Linked DNA regions of Homo sapiens: region 1 is linked to region 2. The links are chromatin loops, found by intact Hi-C in ENCODE. Cell type or tissue: mammary epithelial cell. All regions are shown on one strand.

Region 1 (8,000 bases), 80 kb before region 2:
AGTTTTGCTCTTGTTGCCCAGGCTGGAGTGCAATGGTACAATCTCGGCTCACCGCAACCTCCGCCTCCCGGGTTCAAGTGATTCTCCTGCCTCAGCCTCCCGAGTAGCTGGGATTACAGGCACGTGCCACCACGCCCGGCTAATTTTTTGTATTTGTAGTAGAGACAGGGTTTCACCATATTGGCCAGGCTGGTCTCGAACTCCTGACCTCATGATCCACCTGCCTCGGCCTCCCAAGTAGCTGGGATTACAGGCTTGAGCCACCACACCAGGCCTCTTATTATGTTTATGATCAGGAAAAGAAAAGAAGTAACAAGAAATAATTCCTCTTTATAGATCAAGTGTAGGTTTAAAATAATCAGAAACAAGCTTTAAAAAAGTATAAATGCAGCCAGGCACGGTGGCTCACGCTTGTAATCCCAGCACTTTGGGAGGCTGAGGCAGGCGGATCACGAGGTCACAAGTTTGAGACCAGTCTGGCCAACATAGTGAAATCCCATCTCTACTAAAAATATAAAAAATTAGCCAAGAATGGTGGTGTGTGCCTGTAATCCCAGCTACCTGGGAGGCTGAGGCAGGAGAATTGCATGAACCCAGGAGGCAGAGGTTGCTGTGAGCTGAGATTGCGCCATTGCACTCCCGCCCCAGGCAACAGTGCAAGACTGTATAAAAAAAAATGTATAAATGGGGTGGGTGCAGTGGCTCACACCTGTAATCCCAGCACTTTGGGAGACCAAGGCAGGTGGATCACCTGAGGTCAGGAGTTCGAGACCAGCCTGGCCAACGTGGTGCAACCCCATCTCTACTAAAAATACAAAAATTAGCTGGGCGTGGTGGTGGGCGCCTGTAATCCCAGCTACTCGGGGGAGGCTGAGGCAGGAAAATAGCTTGAACCCAGGAGGCAGAGGTAGCAGTGAGCCGAGATTGTGCCACTGCATTCCAGCCTGGGCAACAGAGCGAGACTCAATCTCAAAAAAGAAGTATAAATGTCTCTTATTTTGTAATAACCCGCTTGTCTGGAGCACTGCTGTCTACTCGCCACTTGCCCAGCTTCCCACCTGCAGATGTTGTCAATAGCGATGTCTCGGAGCTGCTCGTACATGGAGGGCTGGCTCTTCTTACCCGACATGACGTTCAGGGTTGACTCGGAATGCTCATTGGTCACACTGATTTTTATATCATTGCCAGCAACTGAAAGTAAAAAATTCAAATATATACCTAGTTAGGCCTATCATTTTCCATCACCTTCTTTGTAATTCAAAAACCAAGATAATATGCTGATCATTTATAAAAGCAAAATGATCACTCTAAAAACATCTGACCAAATATTTCAGAAAGAGAAGAGTCTAAGAGCAACAGGAAATAATATGTTTAAATCAAAAGGAAGAATATTCAAGTTAGAAAGTGATAAATACAGAAAACTACCAATTTCTCAATCAACTGTTCAAAAGTACTGATGACCAACCACCAAAGGCAGCTCTGAGGGCGACTGAGGCATGGCCCTGTGCTTGGAGTTACCTCACTAATATGTACAAAGCCTGGTGAGGGTTAGGGATGCTTGCGGGAGCAGGGGCCTTAGAGCCTGAGAGAACCCTCCCCACTACGGGGTTCAGGGAAGTCTTGTTTTTTGTTTGTTTTTGAGATAGGGTCTTGCTCTGTCACCCAGGCCGGAATGCAGTGGCGCTATCACAGCTCACTGCATCCTCAACCTCCTGGGCTCAAGCCATCCTACAACTTCAGCCTCCTGAGTAGCTAGGACTACAGGTGAGCGCCATCACGCCTGGCTAAATCTTTAAACTGCTCTGACTTTAAGTCTTCATCTGAAGGGGAAGATAAAAACAGCCACCTTCATGAGACTGTGGGTAAGAGGGTGATACTACATCAGAGACACTAGCACACAGCAGGTGTTTAATTAATTAATGTTAATTATTGTTTCATCATATGTGGAAACATCATAATCCATTCTCGCAGGGGTAGCAGGGACTGGGCCCCTGGCTAAGTGTTTGGGGCACACAGGATTTGCATTTCAGACTTCCACAGTGAAAGATGTCAAAAAGAAAACAGGACTTGAAGGGGCCTTTGGTGTAACAGGAATACAGGATGAGAGAAGGCCGGGGAAGAAAGGCCTGGAGCTTGGAGGGGACGCAAAGGGAAAGACAGAAGGAAAGGTGTGGCGAAGGAATGCACCCAGGTACAGTCATGAAACCTGTGTGAGGCTCACACACAGTCACAGAGCCCCTTTCTCAGGGCCTGAAGGGCACATAGTCTGTTATTACCTGTGTGGTACTGACTGTGGTACTTGTAGAGCTTCACCAGAACTGGGGACGGGATGACCAGGAAGTCTCGCAAGGACGGTGTCACAGAGTGCACCACCACCGGGAACCTCTCGCACAGGCGGCCCAAACCCTGCAACACACCATCAACCTGTCACATGGCCTGTGGTATGGGACCATCTGAGTAGGCCCTGAGCAGGGAGGTGCTCAACCCTTCAGTACCCAAGTCTGACCCAAAACTTCGAAGGTCAAAGCTCCCACAGGCCACCTGCCCAGGACATAAAAAGATGGAAGCGATGGTGCTGACTCTCCTCCACCTATAGGGGACATCAACTACTATTTTTTTGTTTTGTTTTTGAGACAGGGTCTCGCTGTCGCCCAGGCTGGAGTGCAGTGGCACGATCATGGCTTACTGCAGCCTTGACTTACTGGGCTTAAGCAATCCTCCCACCTCAGCCTCCTGAGTAGCTGGGACTGTAGGCACACACCATCATCCCTAACTAATTCTAATTTTTTAAATTTTTTGTGCAGACGGAGTCTCACTATGTTGCCCAGGTTGGGCTCAAGCGATCCTCCCACCTCTGCCTCCCAAAGTATCGGGATTACAGGAGTGAGCAACCGTACCTGGCCAGGGGATATAGATTGTTAAAGTGTGCTCATCTCTTTTGGAAGCATACTAAAGAAGAAAGGGACAAAATATAATTTTTAAACAATGGCAGGTGTGGAGTCAGTGGGATTGTGACAAGGTTAAGAGTCTCGGCAGAGCAGAGCTAGCACTGTGGGTGTCAGGAGACATCCCCTTGCGTGGCCCCATGGCACATGTCCACAGTCCTTCCCCCACAGGCCTTGGGAATGGCCCCCAGCCTCACAACAACGGAGAACTGAAGCCAGCTGCACCCATATGCCACTGACAGAAAGCCCTGGCATCCTGCAGGGGGCAGCCCACACTCAGTGATGAACTGTGCACAGCACGCACTGGTTAAAGCTCCTAAAGACAGAACCGGCAGGGTCTCCGCTGCTGGTGTGCCCACCACAGCCTGAACAGCAACAGCGTGACAAGAGGGAGGCCCTACAGGTGGGATCTGAGCCTCTCTGGGTTCAGGGAGACTGACCTGCAGACAGCAGATCAGCAGGGGCAAGTGAGCAATAATGACTTTGCTGGACGTCTTGGACTGCAGCTTCTCAGATAGCTTGATGCAAAGGTTTTCTGCACCTTAATTCAAAACCAGAAGAGGAGATGAGTGATCAGCACAGGCCAGTCTTTCTAACACACTTATCCACCAAGTAAGCACAGAATTTAATAAAACCCCAGAGACATACTTTAGGCAGGGCTTATTCATACTGAGAGGTCACACAGTGTGTGACACTCTCTCTCTCTTCTCCGCTGGCCCTAAGCCCCCTTGTCCCCGCAGTGTTCATTCCACAGAAAACTTCCCATTCTACTCCTCCCCCAGAAAAACACTTCACCTGAAGGCACTGAGCTTCCATGTCACCACAGAAAAGCCTAAAGAACCAGCAAGATGCAGCAGAGAGCATACACAGGCCCTGAGGCCACGGGCATCCCCATCCTCCCAGGTCCAGTGCCCTCCATGCAGGACAGGACACCAGACGTGCAGAGCACAGCAGGGGCTAATGCTCCACTCTGCACGTGCCCAGGAGGCCTACTGCAACTGCCTGTGCTGGTAACAGAGCCAAGTGTTCTAGAAGTAGTTTGGGGAAACTTGTGGCAAGAAAGCCTCTGGGTCATGCCTGGAGCTCACATGAGAGGCAAGGCAGTCTGTCTCACCCTGCTCGTCCTTCACAGCCCACACCATGAGGTCCACACAGGCAGCATTCGCCTGACAGCGCAGTTTGAGGGGGCTCAGCTCATTGTGGATCCGGTCTGCGTCATGTAGAATCTTCTGGAGCTCCCCCTGGCTCGTGTTGAACTGCTCCAGCACAAAATCATGGATCTCCTTCACAAAAGAGGTCGGGAGGTCTGTAGGAAAGAGTGTGGCATCACAGCTGGGAACAAAACTACAGTAGAACACAGGCAGTGCTAGCAGCGGCTACAGTCTTCCCCTTTTAACAAAAACCCCAGAAAAGTAGCATTTGCTACTGGCCACTGTGGGTCCTAGAATGCCCACTGGAAAGAAGTTGGATAGGAATTGCACAGCTGTCCTCCACGTGCACACAACCTGGCAATCAGAGGAAATGATCATTTCCCAGGGATGTTACAGCCATGCTTTGTTTTAAGCAGTCAACGTACTAAAACCTGAATACATGAAACATATAAATTGGGAAGTATCGTTGCTGGAACTACTTCCACTGACAATATGAGATACTTCTGTGATTTTTTTTTCTTTTAAGAAAGAGGTTGTCAGGGCCAGGCGCGGTGGCTCACGCCTGTAATCTCAGCAACTTGGGAGGCCGAGGCGGGCAGATCATGAGGTCAGGAGATCGAGACCATCCTGGCTAACACGGTGAAACCCCATCTCTAATAAAAATACAAAAAATTAGCCGGGCGTGGTGGTGGGCGCCTGTAGTCCCAGCTACTCGGGAGGCTGAGGCAGGAGAATGGCGTCAACCCGGGAGGCGGAGCTTGCAGTGAGCCAAGATCGTGCCACTGCATTCCAGCGTGGGCGACAGAGCGAGACTCCCATCTCAAAAAAAAAAAAAAAAAGAAAGAAAAAGGTTGTCAGATAAGGGCAAAAACTGGTTGCAGCCTTGAGAAGAGAATTATCTGGATCTTCAGAGCACTCACCCTGAGTTTGAGAGACTTTTCAAACTCTCATCCCCAGGGCCTGGAAAATTCAGGAGAACCACCATGATGCACGCACAAGTCAGCCCAGCCAAGGCAGCCAGCAACACACAGCAGGGGTGGTGGGGAGGGCAGGGGTAATCCCTGATGCCCCTTCTTAGGGAGTTTCAACCCTTGCCGTGGCCCAGATGACTCAGCTTCTGAGGAATGTTCAGAATCAGATTAGGAAAGTGGTTACTAAATTTTGGTATACCTTCCTGACAAAATATTATGTGCTCATCAAAACTTAAGCTTACGAAGAACACTCAACAGTGTGAGGGGAGAGCATAGGAAAAACATTTTGTAAAATGCATAAAAGATTGTTTCCTCACTTCTGGGAAAAACAAAATTCATGAAAGAGGGACTAGAAGAAAATGCTAAATTGTTGTGTGTGCATGTTAACTATTAAGCTATTGTCTCAGGTTGGGTGCAGTGGCTAACACCTGTAATCCCAGCACTTTGGGAGGCCAAGGTGGGTGGATCATTTGAGGCCAGGAGTTCAAGACCAGCCTGGCCAACATGGTAAAACCCCATCTCTACTAAAAATACAAAAATTAGGCAGACGTGGTGGCACATGCCTGTAATCCCAGCTACTTGGGAGGCTGAGGCACGAGAGAATTGCTTGAGCCTGGGAGGCAGAAGTTGCAGTGACCCCAGATCATGCCAATGCACTCCAGCCTGGGCGACAGGGAAAGACTCTGTCTGAAAAAAAAAGCTAGTACCTCTACATTAACAGATTACATGTATTACAAGTACTTCATTTTCTTTTTTTTAATGTTTTTGAGATGGAGTCTTACTCTGTCACATAGGCTGGAGTGCAGTGGCACGATCTGGGCTCACTGCAACCTCCGCCTCCCAAGTTCAAGCGATTCTCCTGCCTCAGCCTCCTGTGTAGCTGGGATTACAGGTGCATGCCACTGCGCCTGGCTAATTTCTTTTGTATTTTTAGTAGAGACAGGGTTTCACCCTGTTTGGCAAGGCTGGTCTCGAACTCCTGACCTTAAGTGATCAGCCCACCTTGTCCTCCCAAAGTGCTGGGATTATACGCATAAGCCACTGTGCCTGGCCTCTTTTTTAATTTTTTAAACTATCTAAATGGATATGTAAAACTGTATCTGTCCTTAGGACAATATAACATGCACATTTTAGATAAACACCTTAGGAAATAAACTCAGCAAAGGAGCCATCATCGATGGTACCGGGGTTGCAGGATCATGGACAGATTTTTTAAATTTGCTTTTTTCCCAAAATTTCAGTAACATGACCACTTTGCTCATATGTGTTTTTCAGTGGCCCCAGCAGAAAGTGAGTACCAGTCTGCAACCACTAGCATGCGACAGTGGCCTGGGAGCCAGTCTTGCTGTACTCACAAACACATGGGCAAACTGTCCTCACCCTTCATGTAGTACAGAGTGTCACGCAGCATCTTGAACATGGTCAGGTAGAGAGGGTCACTGAAGGAAGTGTAGTAGAGATCAGCACTGGGGTTGGCCTGCAGGGAAGGCAGACACACATGACTATAGAACAGAAATGCCCTTCTGCCCACCCTTTGCCTTCACAGCAAGGCCCAGCGGAATGGTGATTCGTGACTTAGCATTCTAAATGAAGCAACTGTTTATCATGACTCATCACTTGGACACTCTACTGTCTTCATCCTCTTAAGCATCAGACCAAGGAAAACAGGAGGCTCATGCAGTCCAGAGATGCCTGCGGGGGAGCAGCCATCTGCACCCTAGTAGGAAGAACCTCCTTGCTGTGGCTGAAGCTCACCATCTTTGGCCATCATTGGCCCAGACAGGGACATGGGAAGTGGTGAAGGAGGAAGACTGACAAAGGCCACCAGAGTAAGGGATCCACACTGTCCATCATCCCAAGGATACAAATTACAGCCAGGACACCTTCAGATACAACTTATGTTTTGTAATTAAAACTCATTTTAAATTATTCTTTAGGAATCTATTTGAAATGTAGCACTATTCTTCTTCTGAAAAAAAAAAAAAAATTCACACAAGGTCTAATGAGTTAAGAAAGATAATAGTCCAGCCCGGGTGTGGTGGCTCACGCCTGTAATCCCAGCATTTGGGGAGGCCAAGGAGGGTGGATCACCTGAGGTCGGGAGTTTGAGACCAGCCTGACCAACATGGAGAAACCCTGTCTCTACTAAAAATACAAAATTAGCTGGGCGTGGTGGTACATGACTGTAATCCCAGCTACTTGGGAGGCTGAGGCAGGAGAATTGCTTGAACCTGAAAGGCAGAGGTTGTGGTGAGCAGAGATCGCGCCATTGCACTCCAGCCTGGGCAACAAGAACAAAACTCTGTCTCAAAAAAAAAAAAAGGCTGGGTGCAGTGGCTCTCGCCTGTAATCCCAGCACTTTGGGAGGCCAAGGCGGGTGGATCACGAGATCAGGAGTTCAGGAGTTCAAGACCAGCCTGTCCAACATGGTGACACCCTGTCTCTTCTAAAAATACAAAAAATTAGCCGGGCGTGGTGGCGTGCACCTGTAATCCCAGCTACTAAGGAGGCTGAGGCAGAATTGCTTTGACCTGGGAGGCGGAGCTTGCAGTGAGCCAAGATCACGCCACTGCACTCCAGCCTGGGTGACAGAGTGAGACTCCGTCTCAAAAAAAAAAAAAAAAAGATAACAGTCCTTAACTTCTATATACTCCTAGTTGAGTAGGATGGAAAATTATGGTTTATCATAACTCGTTTTTTTCATTTTTTTTTTTAGAGATAGGGTCTCACTCTGTACCCCAGGCTGGAATGCAGTGGTATGATCACAGCTCACTGCAGCCTTGAACTCCTGGGCTCAAGTGATCCTCCTGCCTCAGCCTCCTGAGTAGCAGGGACTACAGGCATGTACCACCATGCCCAGCTAATATTATAATTCTTGACAAGTATAAAAGTGGTCTGCAAATATAGCAAATCTTTAAGGCGCCAGAAGTTGG
Region 2 (8,000 bases):
GCCCCAGCTGCTGGCATCACCCATGCTAGCCAAAGGGCCTTAGGGACCCCGCATGCTCTTGCGGAGCTGGGGGTGTGCATTATGGTGGGGCTCCTCCTTCTCTCCCTCCCTCCCTCCATGGAGAGGAGAACAAGGAAGTGAGGGCCTGCATTCCATTGAAAATGAGCCTGCCCGGCCAGCCTGGTGCAGTAACACACGCCTGTAATCCCAGCACTTTGGGAGGCCAAGCTGGGTGAATCACCTGAGGTCAGGAGTTTGTGACCAGCCTTACTAATAACGTGGTGAAACCCTGTCTCTACTAAATACAAAAAAATTAGCCAAATGTGGTGGCACATGCCTCTAATCCAAGCTACTTGGGAGGCTTGGACAGGAGAATCACTTGTATCTGGGAGGCGGAGGTTGCAGTGAGCTGAGATCACGCCACTGCACTATAGCCTGGGCAACAAGAGTGAAACTCTGTCTCAAAAAAGAAAATGAGCGTGCCCATCATTGGTTCCTGCCTGTGTCATTCTCAATTGTTCCAGCAGTAAAAAGCCAACTGCAGAAAAACCCCTTGGTAAATAGAATACTGGCCCCTCAAAGCTGTCCACGTCCTAATCCCCAGACCCCGTGAGTGTGTTAGGTTATATGGCAAAGGTGGAATTACAGTTGCAGATGGAGTTACAATTGCTAATCAGCAAGATGGGGAGATTATCCTGGGTTGTCCAGTTGGGTCCAGTGTCATCACAAAGGTCCCTTTTAAGTGGAAAGAGAAGCAGGAGAGAGAGCAGCAGAGTCAGAGATCTGAAGATGCTGCTGGCCTTGAAGATAGAGAAAGGGGCCCACCTGCCAAGGTACACGGGTGAACTGTAGAAACTGCAAAAGGCGAGGAATTAGATTCTTCCCAAGAGCTCCAGAAGGAGTGCAACCCTGAGGACACCCCGACTCAGCCCAGTGAGACCCATGTTGGACTTCTGACCTCCAGAACCGTAAGACAAGTTTGTGGTCATTTGTCACAGCATCAGTGAGGGACTAATACAGCCTCCAGCCCAAGCAGAAGGAGCAGCAGCCACATGGACAAGGTGTGCAAGACAGTGTTGATCGAATCATTCCACTTCTATCAAGTGATAGGCCCAGAAACATCCCTTATCTGGAAAGGAATTTAGGGCTCCTGGGGCCTCCTCCATAGGCCCCCACAATAGCCAGGTACATTGAAATTGGTGCTAGAAACCAAAGGCTTACTGTGCTGCCTTCAAGAAAACGATACACCATGGAAGCTCTGGAACCCACCATGGTTGTGGTTGATGCAGCTGAGGAGAGCCCAGATGGAGGAAGAGCGGGGAGCAGGAGAGACTAACATCATCAGCACAGTTCATTCTGGAAAGGCAAGTGGAGGAAGTGAGTGTAAATTGAAAGGCAAGGGCTGGGAAAACCGGCCTCATCACACCCTGGAGAAGGGGCACAGGACACTGCACCCAAGACACAATTTTAAGGAATTAAAGAGAGTTTTTATTTGTGCAGTATATATTAACTTAAAAGACTGAAGAAAAAATCGACACAGTTTGCAGAATGGTTTCAGTTGGTTGGTGCTGGAGGAAATGTGCTAAGTCTAGAAAGTGAAGTTTCCCTGAAAGAGATAAACCGGGATGACAGGGCTTTTCCGTGTGCGTTTAGAAACTGAAGTTCATTCAAGCCAAGAAAGATAATTTTAAAAAAGAAGAAACTAAAAGTTCAAGGAAGATTTCTTGTGGCAAATGTGCATTATTTAACATTTCTTTTTTTTTTTTTTGCGTATTTGTTTCAAGTGCAAAGATAGTGTAGAAATAAATTTCAGAAAGAAACGAAATTACCCATAATTCCATTTATGTAACGTAACAATTTGTATTTTTATACTTTGTCCACAGACTGTGTAGTTTTGCATTATTGCAGTTCCACTTCTGTATTGTCACTTGTGTGACTCTGTCTTTCCTGAGCTTGTGCACCAGGAGTTAGGTGACCCTTAATTTGAGGGTGTTTGATCTCCCAAGTACTGAGGGAAAGTGAGAACCCTCTCCTACCCCGTGGAAGCGTCTCTTCTTCTGGCCCATGAGCCTGCGCTGTGCTCCTCCCTCATCCCTCTGGATAGCCTCAGAACCAACCCCTTCGTTCCTTCCACCCATTTTCCAGATGAAATTGTTTTGGGTGTGTGAAGCAGCATTTGAAGGAATGTCAATTAACCGCTCTCCTGGTGTTTCCTTCTAAACTTAGACCCTGTCCCCAGAGGGGCTGGTTCTGCCATGAGTACTGATGCTTACCCAAAGAACCCACACCTTCGAGCCTATCACCAGAAGATCGACAGCAACCTAGGTAAGACTGAGCACCACACCAGCTTCTGTAAGCCACTGTCCTTCAGGCAGCTTACGCCAAGCATAGCCCCTGCATGAGCATCCTCCAGCTTCAGTTCCCTCACCACACATCACATCCCACGCCAAGCTGGGTCCATCTTGCCACCTCACTGTCTCTGGAATCTCTCCACTTCTCACCATTTCCTACTTCTAGCCCAGCCGAGCCCTCCCCACCTCTCACTTTCATGAACAGCACCAGGGACCCAGGAGTCCCTGAGAGGCCATAAAGTATAGCCTGGACGTGACCGCTCACTTCATCCTTCCCACCTGGCCACTCAGAGCCCTGTTTTCCTCCTTGTGAAATGGGCTACCTCTGAGAACAGTGGAAAGGTTACCTGAGCCAGAAAGTGCCTGGGATGGTAAGAGTTAGTGCTCGTGTTGCAATTGGCACTTTGGCCACACAGCCTCCAGCATGATGTTTCAAAACGGAAGGGTGTGCAGGGGGCCGGGCGCAGTGGCTCACGCCTGCAATCCCAGCACTTTGGGAGGCCAAGGCGGGTGGATCACCCGAGGTCAGGAGTTCAAGACCAGCCTGACCAACATGGTGAAACCCTGTCTCTACTAAAAATACAAAAATTAGCCGGGCGTGGTGGCAGGCGCCTGTAATCCCAGCTATCGGGTGGCTGAGGCAGGAGAATCACTTGAACCCGGGAGGCAGAGGTTGCAGTGAGCCAAGATCGCACCATTGCACTCCAACCTGGGCAACAAGAGCGAAACTCCACCTAAAAAAAAAAAAAAAGAAGAAGTGAAGGGTATATTCTTCCAGAACTCTCTCATGGAACCCCACACACTCACAGTGCAGTCCAGGCTCTCTTTGGCTGCCCTAGTCCCTTCTGCCCTCATCACCTGCAGGCTCGTGTGGGATTTCTGATGTGAGTTCTTTCTGCCTCGTGGCCCCTATCTGCCTGGATGGGCTCCCCCGACTCTCTGTAGGCTGGCTCCTTCTCTTTCTGTCAGTCTTGCATTAGTATGGCCTCCTCTCCCTGTCTCTCAGGACCCTTGTGTTTCCAGGGGGCTGCCCTGGCCGTTTGTGATTGTGTATCTGCTGGTTTGCCTGCTGTCTTCCCAATCAGACTGTAGATTCCAGGACAGCATGGGAGTGTTTCCATTTTGTCACTACTTTGTATCTGGGGCCCAGCAGGCAAGCACTTAGTGATTATGTTTTGTTTTGTTTTGTTTTGTTTTGAGACAGAGTTTTGCTTTTGTTGCCCAGGCTGCAGTGCAATGGTGCAATCTCAGCTCACTGCAACCGCTGCCTCCTGGGTTCAAGCGATTCTCCTGCCTCGGCCTCCCGAGTAGCTGGAATTACAGACATGCACCACCATGCTCAGCTAATTTTGTATTTTTAGTAGAGATGAGGTTTCTCCTTGTTGGTCAGGCTGGTCTCGAACTCCCGACCTCAGGTGACCCGCCTGTCTCGGCCTCCCAAAGTGCTGGGATTATAGGTGTGAGCCACTGCGCCCTAGCCAGTGATTATTTTTTGAATGGAAAAGTCAGTTACTTGAAATTCAAGTAGGTGTTGGCCTGTGGGCAGTTCTGTGAGTTTATTCTAAGTAGTGTCTCAGACTTGCTGCCTCCTCCTACCGCTACTCCCTGAGCAGAAATCTCCCCCGTGGTGACCTGGGTCACCCTGTCAGTCTCCCACCCCCTGTTAGGAGTTGGCAAAGTGTAGGGGACAAATAATAAAATCCTCCCCTGCTGTAAAGGTATCTAGTGGAAGGCAAAACTGAAACCCATGAAGATGCACATGGAGTGTCTGTGCACGGGTTTTCTCCTGCTTGCTGTCTGGGAAGCCCCAGACAGCTGCCACCTCCTTCTATGCCCTGGACTCTGTCCTCCAGAGCCAAAGACTTATCTGAGGCAGAAGGTGTGTCTGCCCAGATCTAACCACTCCAGAGAAGCCCAGAGAGGCGTGAAAGCCCTTTGTCCTTCACTGCGAGAAAGGGAGAGGTTAGGGCTAGTGGTATGGTTGGTGCCTGCTGGCAGAAGTGGGAGAAGGGACTTTGAGGAAGGATACTGCATTCAGAGGCAGGAAGAAGTGCTGAGTACTGCCCGCCACTAGGAGGTGCTGAGGGTGCACAGTTGGCACTGTGGACGAGCAGCTGGGCAGTTACCGGCAGGACGCAGTCTAGAGTAGGAGGTGGGCCTGGGCAGAAGGGCGAGTGGCTAGTTCAGAGCTCAGCCCTCTGGCCCTGCTGACACAGGCCAGGCCGGTCCACTCTGGTGGGGCAGGGAGTGTTGCCTTTGTTCACACTCTTCCCGTCTTAACACTATCTCCCTGCTATTTCAGGATCTCAGGCAAGCTCTCTGGACTCCAGCGCCCTGGCCTGGTGGTTTTACATTATCACACATTTTATCTCAGCCTCTCTGTTTGCTTATCCTTTGCTGCCCTGGCTGCCAGTGAGCTTCCTCCTGAGGCCTGAGGCAACCACAGGCTCTGCTCTCCATGGAGCACGAGGCCATGAATTTTAGTAAGCTTAAGAAGCAAAGAGCTGAAGACTTATCTTTTTTTTTTTTTTAATTTTAATTATACTGTTTTTCTCTTTCTTTTCTTTTCTTTTTTAGAAATGGAGTCTCGCTTTGTTGCCCAGGCTAGTCTCCAACTTCTGGGCTCAAGTGATCCTCCCACCTCAGCCTCCCAGAGTGCTGGGATTACAAGCATGAGCCACTGTGCCTGACTTGAAGACAATCTTTTTATTTTTATATTTTTTAATTTCTTTCTGAGAGTTTTACTCTGTCGCCCAGGCTAGAGTGCAGTGGCACAATCTCAGCTCACTGCAGCCTCTGCCTGCTGGGTTCAAGTGATTCTCATGCCTCAGCCTCCCGAGTAGCTGGGATTACAAGGTGTGCACCACCATGCCCAGCTAATTTTTGTATTTTTAGTAGAGACGGGGTTTCACCATGTTAGCCAGGATGGTCTCGATCTCCTGACCTCAAGTGATCCACCCACCTCGGCCTCCCAAAGTGCTGGGATTACAGGCATGAGCCACCACACTCAGCCTATCTTTTTATTTCATTTTTTGAGACGGAGTCTTGCTCTGTCGCCCAGGTTGGAGTGCAGTGCATTGATCTCAGCTTACTGCAACCTCCTCCTCTCAGGTTCAAGTGATTCTCTTGCCTCAGCCTCCCGAGTAGCAGGGAATACAGGCATGCACCACCACATCTGGCTAATTTTTATATTTTTTAGTAGAGATGGGGTTTCACCATGTTGGCCAAGCTGGCCTCAAAATCCCGACCTCATACGATCCACCCACCTCAGCCTCTCAAAGTGCTGGGATTACAGGCATGAGCCATTGTACCCGGCCAAAACTACCTTTTTAAAAAAACTGATTTTGGCCGGGCGCGGTGGCTCACGCCTGTAATCCTAGCACTTTGGGAGGCCAAGACGGGCGGATCACAAGGTAAGGAGTTCGAGACCAGCCTGGCCAATATGGTGAAACCCTATCTCTACTAAAAATACAAAAAAAATTAGTCGGGTGTGGTGGCGTGTGCCTGTAGTCCCAGCTACTCAGGAGGCTGAGGCAGAAGAATTGCTTGAACCCAGGAGACGGAGGTTGCAGTGAGCCGAGATCATGGCACTGCACTCCAGCCTGGACAAAAGAGCAAAATGCTGTCTCAAAAAAAAAAAAAACAAAAAACTGATTTTGCTTAGATTTGTGGTACCAGTGCTAAGCCTTTGTGTATCCTGATCCTTTTTCTCTTAGTGTTTTATATTTAATCTTGCAAGTAAGAAGGCTTACAAAGCACCACCTCTTCTCTCTCCTCTCTGGCTCTTTCCTGGCTGCTGTTCCTAGTAAAAAGGCAGAAAGCAGCCCTGGGCATATCTCCCTACCCCCAGCGTGCACAAACACACACACACATACACACACACACACACAGTCACAAACCTGGGAAAAGGCTTTACTCTTCACCCTGACAGAATCAATTAAGTCAAGACTCATCTCTGCAGTGGGTGCAGTCCCCCCAGGCAACACAGATCCCTGTCTCTCCCACTTACCCACACCATCAAGAAGCATTTGCAGGTGCCGTGACTGTTTGCTCATGCCTGCGTGTCATTTCCTCCTCCTGCAGATGAGCTGTCCATGGGACTGGGTCGTCTGAAGGACATAGCCCTGGGGATGCAGACAGAAATTGAGGAGCAAGATGACATTCTTGACCGGCTGACAACCAAAGTGGACAAGTTAGATGTCAACATAAAAAGCACAGAAAGAAAAGTTCGACAACTCTGAAGACAGACGGATTTCCACTCTATTGTGATGAAAAGATTTGAAAGATCTTTTTTTGAACTTCCAAGAAATTTCATTTACTATTTTAGTATGTAAATTAATGTGTGTTTGCAAATGTTATAATAGAGTAGGTCTTAAGACATTTTTGCTGTTATAAGGAAGTGTTTGTCCCACATTTTCCTAGGGTTAACACCTCACCAAGTTCTTCCAGCAAAATGCTTATTAGAGTTTTTGTCTGAGCACAGTAGCCTGGCCCTGCATATCTTGGGCGTTTGATTACCATGCTGGAATAAGAAGAGTTGCATTTCTCATTTTAATGAGCATATGGAAAGATGGGAACAGAATTTCAGTCTTGCAGCCATGAGCCTCTATTTCTCATTCCTAAGCCTTACCATGAGTCAGAGTGTTAAGGGGGCCTGTGAACCAGTCGTTTGGTGGAGGAGGGTCCTTCCCACACCTTTGTTTAGGAGTCATCATTCACACACACACACACACACACACACACACACACACACACACACACTCTCTGAGCACATTATCTGTGATTCTTTCATCCTCCCAGAAAGGATCAGTGTTAGAATGGGAAATAGAGTGTGCCATCTTGCTCTTTTGTTGGCAGATGTCCCCGCTTCCCTCCAGCCCCCCATCCTTGGCATGTATATTAGTAGGAGGGCTTCACACCAGCACTGCTCACTGCGACTCCTGGAAATGTGTGGGGAATTGGGTGAGCCCCTCTTCCCCACGTGCTCCCATCTGTAACTCTCCATCTGTGATTTGCAACAGGTCTTCCACTGGCTCGAGGCTGCGAGGCTGACCGACAGGGGCGCCCAATAGAGTTTGTGGGAATGGAGTATTGCACAGATGCAGCTGCACAATGGTCTTCCTCCACCCCTCTGGGAATCACCATTAGGCAGGCCTCAGTAGGGCAAAATGTTTATTTGGTACCGGGGGTCTCCTGACCTGTCTAGCATTCCCACCCACTCTTCTGCACTTCTTGCAAGGTAACTTGAATCATCACTTATTTCTCTGCCACCTGGTTTTAGGACTGGCACTCTATAAATGACGCTGACTTTGTATAGAAGGATTTTGCTAAGGGGGCAAAAAGCCCAGATACCATTTTAACTGGCCCAGTTCATTTTCTCCTTTCATTTTACAAAAGAAATCATGCAGAAGCATCAATTAAAACTGATTTATTTATGTTGGTACATCCAACAAAATAGTTGGAGCCACAAGGCCCTTGTCTTTTTAAAAAAACAAAATATTTTGAAGATGGTGAAAGTGACTGATTTTAATAATGAGATAGGTCACTTAAAATAACAGTGCCTTTGACCTTAAAACATGGCACTGGCCCATGTGACCTTTGCCATTTCCCAGTACTTCCCTTTACAGTCTGCAGCCTATAAACAGTGGT

Evidence for each region. A loop is a pair of places that touch in the nucleus more often than their neighbours do. Peaks named below come from ENCODE experiments on the same cell type or tissue, not always from the same donor. Only the 100,000 strongest peaks of a DNase experiment are listed, where the experiment ranks them.
Region 1: a loop joins it to region 2, with 16 times the contacts of the local background. A loop is called at or near these places in 11 of 110 quality-filtered maps.

The regions. Positions count from the first base shown.
Region 1 is chr22:20,800,915-20,808,914 of GRCh38, forward strand. PI4KA (phosphatidylinositol 4-kinase alpha) reads right to left here. Exons shown (of 55, transcript NM_058004.4): 10 at 6,448-6,544; 11 at 4,060-4,251; 12 at 3,386-3,486; 13 at 2,277-2,406; 14 at 1,059-1,191. Among named protein-coding and RNA genes, the nearest start is that of SERPIND1, 31 kb to the left of the region's middle. In mammary epithelial cell, a CTCF peak has its summit at 3,212 (motif pointing right); a DNase peak (open chromatin) is centred at 6,677.
Region 2 is chr22:20,881,245-20,889,244 of GRCh38, forward strand. SNAP29 (synaptosome associated protein 29) reads left to right here. Exons shown (of 5, transcript NM_004782.4): 4 at 2,227-2,325; 5 at 6,435-8,000. The coding sequence ends at 6,592. Among named protein-coding and RNA genes, the nearest start is that of SNAP29, 26 kb to the left of the region's middle. RefSeq lists an enhancer at 4,527-5,027. In mammary epithelial cell, a CTCF peak has its summit at 4,436 (motif pointing right); DNase peaks (open chromatin) are centred at 4,587 and 4,697; H3K4me3 peaks cover 135 bases; H3K27ac peaks cover 648 bases.